Regions from separate parts of the Mus musculus genome. Here region 1 is linked to region 2. The links are chromatin loops, found by intact Hi-C in ENCODE. Cell type or tissue: left cerebral cortex. All regions are shown on one strand. Each heading gives the region's core, and the rest is flanking DNA. Links, peaks and the distances in the headings are about the cores only.

Evidence for each region. Peaks named below come from ENCODE experiments on the same cell type or tissue, not always from the same donor. Only the 100,000 strongest peaks of a DNase experiment are listed, where the experiment ranks them.
Region 1: a loop joins it to region 2, with 3 times the contacts of the local background. A loop is called at or near these places in 6 of 42 quality-filtered maps.

What each region holds. Positions count from the first base shown.
Region 1 is chr2:130,244,085-130,249,456 of GRCm38, reverse strand. Tmc2 (transmembrane channel-like gene family 2) reads right to left here. Exons shown (of 20, transcript NM_138655.1): 14 at 4,831-4,959; 15 at 1,475-1,542; 16 at 596-835. Among named protein-coding and RNA genes, the nearest start is that of Nop56, 28 kb to the left of the region's middle. In left cerebral cortex, for the core only: a CTCF peak has its summit at 2,337 (motif pointing right); a DNase peak (open chromatin) is centred at 2,341.
Region 2 is chr2:130,176,856-130,182,227 of GRCm38, reverse strand. It overlaps Snrpb (small nuclear ribonucleoprotein B), which reads left to right and starts at 2,864. Exons shown (of 7, transcript NM_009225.2): 1 at 2,864-2,994; 2 at 5,062-5,213. The coding sequence starts at 2,992. In left cerebral cortex, for the core only: a CTCF peak has its summit at 2,886; DNase peaks (open chromatin) are centred at 3,432, 4,121, 4,625, 5,040 and 1 more place; H3K4me3 peaks cover 2,984 bases; H3K27ac peaks cover 2,429 bases.

The sequences.
Region 1 (5,372 bases), core at 288-5,287, 67 kb before region 2:
ACAACTTTTTTTTTTTTTTTTGAAGTAGAGGGATTTGTTTTCAGTGGGTCTAATATTTATAAAGATCGTAGGTACACATCATTGCTCAATCTACTTCCTTATATAACTACATCCAATCTCCCAAAGAACTTTCATTTATAACCAACCTTCAGTACTAGCAGAATTCTATAGAGTGTGGGGACCCGGTTGAGAGTCTCAGTCAAGACAAACTATTCCTGTTTCACATCTGGGTGGAGGTTAGACTATCTTCTATGATTTATCCTGTGCTAAGACAATCATATCAGACTATCTACTATTAAAAGGTTATACTTGTACCATCTAATATGGTAGTCAGCCACCTGTGGTTATTAAAATAAAAATTAATTACAATGAAAAAACAGGAGAAATTAGGTTTCCCAGTTCTTCATTTTGAGAATTCCATAGCCACAAGTAGCTGCCTGCTACCACATGGGGCATCTCCCTCCTTACAGAAAACTTACTGGATGGTTTTAGTGGTTCCCCTAAAGCCCCAGAGCCTCTCACAGGCTGGCATGACCCAGGACCTGTGGGTAGACTGCCTCAGGAGAAGAACTGTCCCCAGCAACAAAGAGCACACCTGAAGGGGCCACAGTCAAACGAGGGTGGGAGAGACATGACGGTGTAGGCCACAGGCAGGAGGCTGAGGAAGAGCACCAACAGCAGCAGGCCCATGTAGAAGTTGTTGGATCTGGAGGCTTTAAACACACGTTCGTGGGGAACGTTGCTGCTCATCACTGCCCAGCACTGGAAGTACATGGAGGTCAACAGGCGCAGGACATTGATGCCCACCAGTCCTGGAGCATAGAAGGAGCCCATCCTGAAAGGTCAGAGACAGGATACCTGGTTGACCTGGTAGCAGGCGAGGGAGGGCTAATAGAAGGTGATAGGACGGATGGGTGGATCAGGGGCGTGCAGTCAAGTTACTTTCCTGAAGGGCCCAAGAGCAGAGGCCTCCTGTTTAGCCAAGATATTTGCCATCAGGCTGGAGCCATCCAGTCCCCAAGAGAGGGAGATAACTCTGAGCACTCCTGGCTGGGACCCTGGCTAGGACTTTATCATTGCTTCCTATCGGCAGATCACATGGTCTCTGGCCTCCAGGAGCACCCCACCAGGCTGGTGTGGCTTACAGACAATCCTACAGACTCTGCGCAGCCTCCGGAGGAGGAAACTCCTTCCTTCCCTCTCACTTTCCTCTCCCCCATTTCCTCCGCCCTTCTGTTGCCCCCCAACCCCGTCCCCCGCTCTTCTCTCTCCATTCCTACTTTCTCTGCAACACACTGGTTACCTTTAGTTTTTCCGCTTCTCATCCTGTCCTGCTCTTTGGCTTTCTGATGAAAGCAGGAGCTGAGAGAGGCGAGGTGATTCGCTGGCCCCTCCCGGCTCACCGAGAGAAGTTGGATGCTCCAGTTCTTTGACTCCCCCATCATATGATCCTCAGGGGAAATAGGAAACTCACCAGATCATTCCTTGGTTGAAGATCAAACCCAACACATTTCCACTAATATCAAACTCGGCATATGAGGGCTGGAGAGAAAGGAAGGACAAGAGGGGAAGGGGGGACTGAGAGAGCAAGCGATCATTAGGTGACACCAGCTGGAGCCTGTCAAGTCAAGACAACTCACCCAAAATGCCTGCCTTGGGTTTCTTTCTTCCTGCTTTTTTTGTTTGTTTGTTTGTTAATCTTCAATAGTTTCACTATGTAGCTCAGGCTGGCCTCAAACTTATGGTGAGCCTTAGGTCTCAACTTCTCAAGCTCTGAGGTTAAAGCATCATACCCAATAGGTTCTGTTTAATAGGCTTTTGACATACATACGTTTGTTTGTTTGTTTATAGACAGGGTTCATGTAGCCCAGGATGCCCTCTAGCTTGTTATATAGCTAGAACTTCTGATTCTCTTGCCAACACCTCCCAAGTGCTGGGATTATAGGTGTGTGCTACCATACTTGGCTTAGGCAGTGCTGGGGATTGAACCCATGGCCTTTGGCATGCTGGGCAAGTATTCCACCAAATGACCTCTATCACCATCCTTGTTTTAAACTTTTTTGTTTGTTTGTTTTTGTTTTTCGAGACAGGGTTTCTCTGTGTAGCCTTGGCTGTCCTGGAACTCACTTTGTAGACCAGGCTGGCCTCGAACTCAGAAATCCGCCCGCCTCTGCCTCCCAAGTGCTGGGATTAAAGGCATGCGCCACCATGCCCGGCTTTGTTTTAAACTTTTAAAGAAAAGTTTTGAAGTTTTAATTAATTTTTATTTTATGGGTATAGATGTTTTGTCTGTGTCTGTGTACCACATATGTGTAGTGACCTAAAAAACCACAAGAGGGCATCAGATCCCTTGGAACGGACACTGTTAGCAGCTTTATAGGCTGGAAACTGAACCCAGGTTCCCTGCAAGAGCTCTTAACTGCTAAGCCGGCTCCTTGGCCCCCAGAGTTTTGAAGTTATTAAAACTGAAGCTGCTGGGTGTGGTGGTGCACGCCTTTAATCCCAGCACTTGGGAGGCAGAGGCAGGCAGATTTCTGAGTTCGAGGCCAGCCTGATCTACAAAGTGAGTTCTAGGACAGCCAGGGCTACACAGAGAAACCCTGTCTCGAAAAACCAAAAAAACAAAACAAAAACAAAAACAAAACAAAACAAAACAAAACCCCCCCCAAAACAAAAAACAAACAAAAAACCTGAAGCTTTTGAGGACAACGATGACGACAACAACAACCTGAAATTGTATCTACCTCTTCAGGCTGAAGCCTGACTCTCTGTTTTGGAAAGGAATTCAGCTCCTAAGGAAACATTTCATCAGTTTTAATCAGAAATGCAACTTAAGATTATAACCAAGGGAAAGATGTCCTCTCCCCATCTACAGCTCATTTAGAAAAAGTAATTTAAAAAGCATTTTATTTATTTATATTGCCTGCATGTATGCCTGTACAACATGTGTAGGCCTGATGCCCTCAGAAGCCAGAAGCAGGTGTCAGATCCCCTGGGACTGGAGTTACAGAGAGCTGTGAGCTACCATGTGGGTTCTGGGAATTGAACCCAGGAACCCAGGTCCTCTGGAAAAGTAGCCAGTGCTCTTACCAGCGAGCTATCTTTCCAGCCCCTACAGCTCATCTTTGGATAATGCTTTTCCTTACTGACTTGAAACAACATTTTTATGATAAATGGCCTTCCCCCATAGCTTCTATCAGTGTCTGTGCTTTGCATTCTGCTGCTTTAGCAAGGACGTGTATTCCAGTGCCAGCTTTAGTTATTACAGTGTCATCATTCTCTCTCTGTTTGGAACAGGGTCTCACTATATAACCCAAGCTAGCTTTAAGTTCCCGATCTTCTGACTTCTTCTTTTGTATGTATGTATACGCGAGTGTGATGTTTGCGTGTGCACACATGTGCACACCCATGTGTTGCATATTTATTCCTTTGAGACAAGGGCTTTCAGGGAGGCTGAAGCTAGGCTGGCAGTCAGCAAGCCCTAGCAATCCACAGTGTTGGGGTGACAGTGTACATGTGACCCTGTCTGCCTTTCTACATGGGCGCTGGAATCTGAATGGGGTGGGTCCTGTGTATGCAGCAAGTGCTCTTACCCACTGAACCACCATCTTTCCAACTGCCAAGCCTGGCTTCATATTATACCCTATTAGAGGGATGGTTTCTTTCTAAAGAGCTTTCCTATACATTCACATGCTTATTTTTGAGCAGATTTTCCTATAACTTTGCAATCTTGTGGAACTTAGAAATTAATTTGAAGACAGCAACACTGTCTTCCTATCAAAGATGTCATCACTTTTTAGGTCACCACTCTTTCACTATTGTTCTCAGGCACAGTCACAGGGTTTGTTGGTGCTGACGAGGGGTTGAATAGTATTATTTAAAACATATGCCAGAAGCCTGTACTGTGGCCCATAGGTGTCAGGCACCATGCTACAGGCCAGGGTGAGGGCTACATAAGTAATCAAGATGTGGAGTCTTTCGCCAGACGCTCAGTTAAGGAGACGTCCTTTTCCCAACTTGACTACTGAGAAGAACAGTGTGGTGTTGTGGCCCTCACTGGGCCAGCCTGAGGCTCCCGGAATTCATAGAAAGCCACCATAGTGAGAGAATGGCATGTGCTTGAGATGAGCATTTCACCAGGCAGTGTGGGGAAGAGGGGGTCTCGGGGAGGCGATAAGAGTCAGAGAGGCTTCTCAAAGCATAATTAGAAGAAGTCAGGGAAACGGCATCAGGTTCGTGGTTGTTCAGAGATTTCTAGAATGTTTATGTATCTTAAGATTTCGGCCTTTCTCATAGAAGTCAGGTAGTTCTCCATTGGCCCGCTCTGCATTGAAAAATATAAAAAAGCTTTCCCCAAAGCTGAATGCTTCTATTTTCTTTTTAAAAAAATTTAAGAACTCTTTTTATTTTAGTGCTTTATGTGTATTGTGTTTTGCCCACATGTATATCTGTGTACCACACAAGTGCCTGATGCCCAGGGAGGCAAGAACGGAGTGTTAGATATCTTAAAATTGGAGTAGTTGTGAGTTACCAAGTGGGTGATATGAATGGAGCCTGGTTCTCTGGAAGAAGAGCCAGTGCTCTTAACCACTGAGCTATCTCCTCAGCCTCCACGCCTCCATTTTCTGGATGAAGGTCACAGTGGCAAAGGCTGGAGTTGCTTTGGTGAATGCAAAGTGGACTCTTAAGTAAATATGATTAAACACTTCACCGAATGGTGACTTGCTTTAAGCATCCTCAGACATGAAATGCACAAGAGTGTATCTGAGTAGCAATATCAGAGAGGGTGGTGCTAGCACCTTAGTGAAGAACATAGGAGGAAGAGCTTACAAAACCAGCCTCGAGGTCCCAACACCAGCAGTGATTCATGAACCGGACAAAACAAGCTCGGAGGAAATCTCCGACCAAGATGGTGAGGTATGTTACCAGCATGTCAGACACGGTGAGCCTCATAAACTCCTGCAGGGAGGAACACGGGAAGATAGAAGTGGCCAGTTGGGAACTTGCCCACTTCCCTCAAACAATCATAGCTACATAATTCTCCCTCCCATTCACCTGAATCCATCCCTGTGGCCCGCTTCTTCCTGGCAGAGAGAGGACCTCAGACTTTGGAGAAAGTGTAATTTAAACCTCCACTCTATAAGTCACTAATTAATTAAATAACTTCAGAATACTATCTGAACTTTGAGTAGTCAGTAATAGCATGTTTGCTGAGTTATTGGAAGCCTTTCTGTCAAGTATGCAAATTGCCTGCTTTATTATCATTGACCAGTGCCCCATACTTATCATTGCCAGAATCTCTGGGCTCATTTTTTGCTTTTCCCATCTGCTCTGATATCCTGATTGTCCCCACTAGGACTGAATGTGACCAT
Region 2 (5,372 bases), core at 149-5,148:
TTGCTGGGCCTTCGTGTCCCTGTCTGTAGGTTCACAGAAATGGGACAACGGAGATATCAAGTAGAAATGGTGTGAAGAGGGCAGAGTTCTGAGGAGGTACCGTGCCCTTGCTATGGTTGAGAAGCAACAAAGAGACCTGTGCAACTGGAGACTGGTGAATGAGCAGGATGCTGAAGGAGATGAGGTTAAAGAGAGGACAGGCTGGATTTTCCCATGAGTCCTGGGAAGTCAGTGGGAGGTAGAAGGCAGGCTATGCAATCACCTGAGAGAATCCCAGGATAATTTAGAAGGACCCCTCTGGCTGCCCTGAGAACAAGAGTAAAGCCAGGAGAACAGTTACAGACTCATTTGGTAATCCAAGTGAGAGAGGCTGGTGGCTAAGACTAGCAGTCACAGCAGTGGAACCAATAACAAGGTAGGGTGACAGTGGGGGATGGACAGTTTCCTGACAGGTAGATTATAAACTGAAGAAAAGAACTGACTATGCTTCATGTCCTCATTACTTTGTTCTGTTCTGTTGTTTGTTTGTTTGTTTGTTTTGAGACAGGAGCCTGAGGAGCCCAGCCTGGTTTCCAACTCCTTGTGTACCCATCTCACTGTCTGAGTGCTAGGATGGTAGGCATAGCTTACCAGGCCCAGTTTATACAGTGCTGGGGATCGAACCCAGGGCTTTGCGTGTTCTACACAATCTACCCAATGTACCAAAGTCTTAGCACCATTCCTTGTTTTCGTAACTTGACAAAACTTCTGAGATGGGAAGGGAGGAGTAATAAGGCCAAGAATTCAGTTTTCAACATGTTAAATTTAGCCTATCTGCTGGGCAGCTATTAAGCAAGTGATTTTATATAAAAGACCAAAAGTTAGAAAAAAAACAAAAACAAAAAACCAAGGTCAGAGGAATAAATTAGAAAGTTCTAGGCATATAGGCAAGGATTAAAGAGTAATGGAGCCAAATGAGATTAATTCATTAATTCATTAAACAAACACTTACTAAGCCCTTTATGCTAAGCAGTATTCTAAATAATAAACAGTTTACAAAGAAAAATCCATAATGTATCGGAGCTTACATGCTAGTGGGGCAATAAAATAACTTAAAAATATATACAGTACTCTCTTATCCAAGTTTCAGGTACCTTTGGTCTATCAGTTTGAAAATACTAAATGAAAATTCCAGAAATAAGCAACTAATGTTCTGTGTCATGCACTGTTTTGAGTAGCAGGAAGAATGCTATGTCTTGGCCTTAACCAGAGATCAGCCCTTGGGGAAGGTGTCCATGCAGGTGTCCACGCTGTGTGTGCTACCCACTCAGTACTCATAGGATCTCACTGCACTGGCGGGCCTACACTGCAGCACTGGTGTTCAGGTAGTTCCTGTTATCTTTTTGTTTTCGTTTCGTTTTGTTTTTGTTTTTCAAGATAGGTTTTCTCTGTGTAGCTCTGGCTGTCCTGGAACTAGCTCTGTAGAGCAGGCTGGCCTCGAACTCACAGTGATCAGCCTGTCTCTGCCTCCTGAGTGCTGGTGTTAAAGGCCACCACTGCCTGACTAAATCCCGTTTTTGTTTTTGTTGTTTTGTTTTTTCAATAATTTTCTTTTATTCACTTTATATCTGGATCATAGCCCTTGCTCCCTCTTCTATTCCCAAATCCCGCCCTTACAAATCCCCCCCCCCGCCCCCACCATTGCCTCCATCCCATACCACTGTTGGTCCCAAGGGGGATTCCAATCTCATTCAGATGGGAAACTAAATAGTCATTGGAGGTGGATGGACAGAGGGAACTGGGTAGGGGAGGAAGGGGTGAGGAAGGGAATGGGTGGGGGTGGGGGTGTGATGTGGTGGGGAGGAGTTGGGGTTTTTCTCTGGTGGCTAGCTGGAGCCTGGGGCTGGGGAGGATACCTATGGAGGTGACTCTAGCTGAGATTCCTACCAGAGGGGGATATAGAGACTGAAGTAGCCACCTCCTGTAGCCAGGCCGGACTCCGAGAGGCGGGAAGGGGACATCAATCCAAACTTCGACCCAAAATTTGTCTTGCTTAAATCCCGGTTTTTAAAGTCAATTCAAGGGTGCCAAAATACACTTGCGTTAAGTGAAAAGGATATGCATATCGTAAGCGTGCTTATGTAGAAAAAAAATTAGCATATTGTGACTTGGGGAGTTACTCCGAGTCTGGGAAGGCATGCCCTTCCAATAATAAGGGGACTACGGTTTAGTATGTCAGATAGCAATCAATATTTGAAAACAAGCAAAAAGGAAGCGCGAAGAGCCTGAGAAAGTTGCATTTTTTTTTTTTTTTCCTAGAAAGAATGGTCAGGAAAGTCCTCACCAGGACTGTCATTTCTGTTTAAATCCTGGAGGTAAGGGCATGAGGGTGTGCATATACCTGCGAGTCTAGCGCTCCTGGTGAGACAAAAGCAAATGCAAAGAGGGAAGAACATAGAGAGAAGCTAGAGAAGTGGCTTCCTAGAGTGAGTTCACAAGAGCGCTGGGTGAGAACTGGATGGGAGTGGGGTCTGGGACATCGGCGTGTAAACCAAGCACTCCAGCGGAGACTTTAGCTGGGGAGGTGTCTGTCCTCCAAGGATGTTTGCCGCCCAAGTATGGTGTACGCCAGCATCTGGTACTAAGAACGCGGTGGGTAGGAGGATCCGAAGCTCAAGACCCAGTGAGACCCGGTCTAAAGCAAAACAAAACGAGGAGGAAAACTCCAATAAAATCAACAAAGGGGGGGAAAAATCCACCCAAAACAAAACAAAACAAAACAAAACCACCACACAATCCGTCAGCTGATGCTAATGCTCCGCCCCCTAATTGCGTTCCAGAGACCGGAACTCCAGGTCCGAGGCCGGACCGGAAGTAGCTTCACTAGCGGCGGCATTTTGCAGGCAGCATTTCCGTTAGCGGCGGCGGCGGGAATCCAGCGGCTGGCTGGCTGGCGACTAGGCCTCTGTGGCAGAGAATCCGGCGGGAATCTGAGCCATCCGAGCCGCCACCATGGTGAGAAGGCGCGGGCTGGCTGTAGGGCGCTCGGGGGTGCGGAACGGGGCGGTAGCTGGCGGCGTCCGTGGGCTGGAGCCGAGCCGAGCCGCCCGTGGCGGAGGAGGTCGGGGTGGAAGCCGCTTCATCCCAGCGCCAAAGGCCTGGACTTGCCGTGAGGCTGCGACCGGGTAGAGGGGAAGGCCGACCGGGGTACAGAGGCCGATGCGCGGCCGTCAAACGTCGTGTCCCGGAGCCACGGCGGTTTCGGCCCCGCGGCCTCCGTAGCTTTAAACTTGGGCGTCAGTGTGTGCCCGGGCTTTTGGAGCTGGCGCAGGCCTCGGGCCGACCGGGCAGCGCCGGGCGAGGCGGAGGAGTAGCGGAGGTCACGGCCCGAAACCGGAGTCGAGCAGCGGAGGGAGCGGGAGGCTGGAGGAGAGGGTTTGCCAGCAGAGCGCGCGCGACCTTGCTTCTCGTATTTTGATGTTGGGCTGTGTCGGGCGCCGGGGCTGCACCCTAAAGTAAGTTCTGTCTTCACTTGGGCCAGTTTCTGGCCAGGCAGTCCTAATATAGCTACAATATAACTAATATCGCAGTGGTAGCTCAGCGTTAGGCAAAAGTAACGGCAGTGGGAGGAACGAGAACGTTTTCTCCAGGAGGTGACTCCCAAATGATTGTTTCGGGGCACCCGGCTCCCCCATGGGAGGGAGGGTTAGCAATCTGGAAAACTGAGAGAGCAAAGCAGTCGATGGCACGAACTTTCCAGGAGTCTGGTTGCTGAAGGCCCAGTCTTGCTTTATCCTGTTGGTAGTGAACGATCGCTGCAAGATTTTTCCCAGGCTTAATGAACTTAAGTTCTTAAAGGTCAGCCAGGGAAAGTGGTCTTTGCTTGAAATCTCAGTTTGTTATAATTTCTGTACTCAAAATCCTAATTTTATTTAGTTTTGGCTACAGACCACATGTAATAAATACCTCGAATCTCTCCAAAAGATTACTCTAGTTGCGTGGCTGAAGAAACCCGAGGTGCTCAAACAGGATATTGCTTTTCTTTTTTCTTTTTTTCCAAGAGTTGACTGAGGCAAGTCCTTACATAATCTTCAGCCGGAGTAGCCTATTTTACCAGTAAAAATGAATGACACTGGGTCCAATTTTGAGGATCAAATGAAATACACAATCCCTTTCAAGGGCCTGGATATACAGGGAGTATCCAATAAGGTATATTAGCTGTTACTAGGCAAAGGGACCGATGTATGCTGATCCCCGTGAACAGTTATGTAAGGGGATTAAGCAGAAAACACAATCTGGATCTTTAGGTTAGGATGGGGTAATGCTTACGGGAGTGAACAGCACTTGCAGTTCCTGGCAGAGATGATACTTGGGTGGTTGGGGGTGGCATAACGCCAGTTAGATGCGGGTGGGGGGGCATGTTTCTGAGAGAGACAGGTACTTCTGTTTACCTTGGGATGTGTAGAGGCTCCCCCTTTATTTTTGCAAAGCTATATTGGAAGCCAGGATAGAAACTGTTGTTGCCTTAATTAAAAATTAAGGATAACAAGTTATATATCAGTATTAAGTATCCAAACTAATTAACACTAGCCCAGTAAAGTTAACCCTATTACACCAAGCCCTGGAGGCATGCTAACCAGTGCTTGGTTTGAGGACTCCATTCTTGCTTCAGACTTGATTCACTTTCTGGTAATACACTTTTCCTTAAGTGGGTTTTTGGTGCCAGTCAAATTCCAGTTCTTAGTTGTTTTGATGGATTTATATGTTCATAGCTCTGAGTCTGCCATTTAGTATGGGTGGATTTGGTTAATTTGTGGACACTTACAGTCCCCCGAGACAGACACAACATAAGCAAAGCCACTATAGTCTGAGGAAGATGACTTTTTTAAGGGAAGGGAGACTAGCAGGTTACCTGGCAGAAGTCTAGGCTGAAGCTGGGCGATAGGAAGAGTCTCAGGTAAAGACTGTGTGGAAGACAGTTGGAAATTGTTGAGAGATTAGTCTGGTGGAAGACTTGGGGGAGGGCCAGAAGTGAGAGAGTGCAGAAGAGCTGAGCCTCCCTGATGCCTGTTCTCCTCACAGACGGTGGGCAAGAGCAGCAAGATGCTGCAGCACATTGACTACAGGATGAGGTGCATCCTGCAGGACGGCCGCATCTTCATCGGGACCTTCAAAGCCTTTGACAAGCACATGAACTTGATCCTGTGTGACTGTGATGAGTTCAGGAAGATCAAGTAAGGAGAGGGCTGTTGGGCGGGAGAAGGAACTGAGGAGGAAGTGGATGGGATGGGCGGGCCACATGCTAGTGCTCTTGCTCTCCTGCTTTTGATTTAAATGGGACCGTTGGCCACCAAGACATATCTTCCTTCGTCCAGCAAACCTTGCTCTCTGAG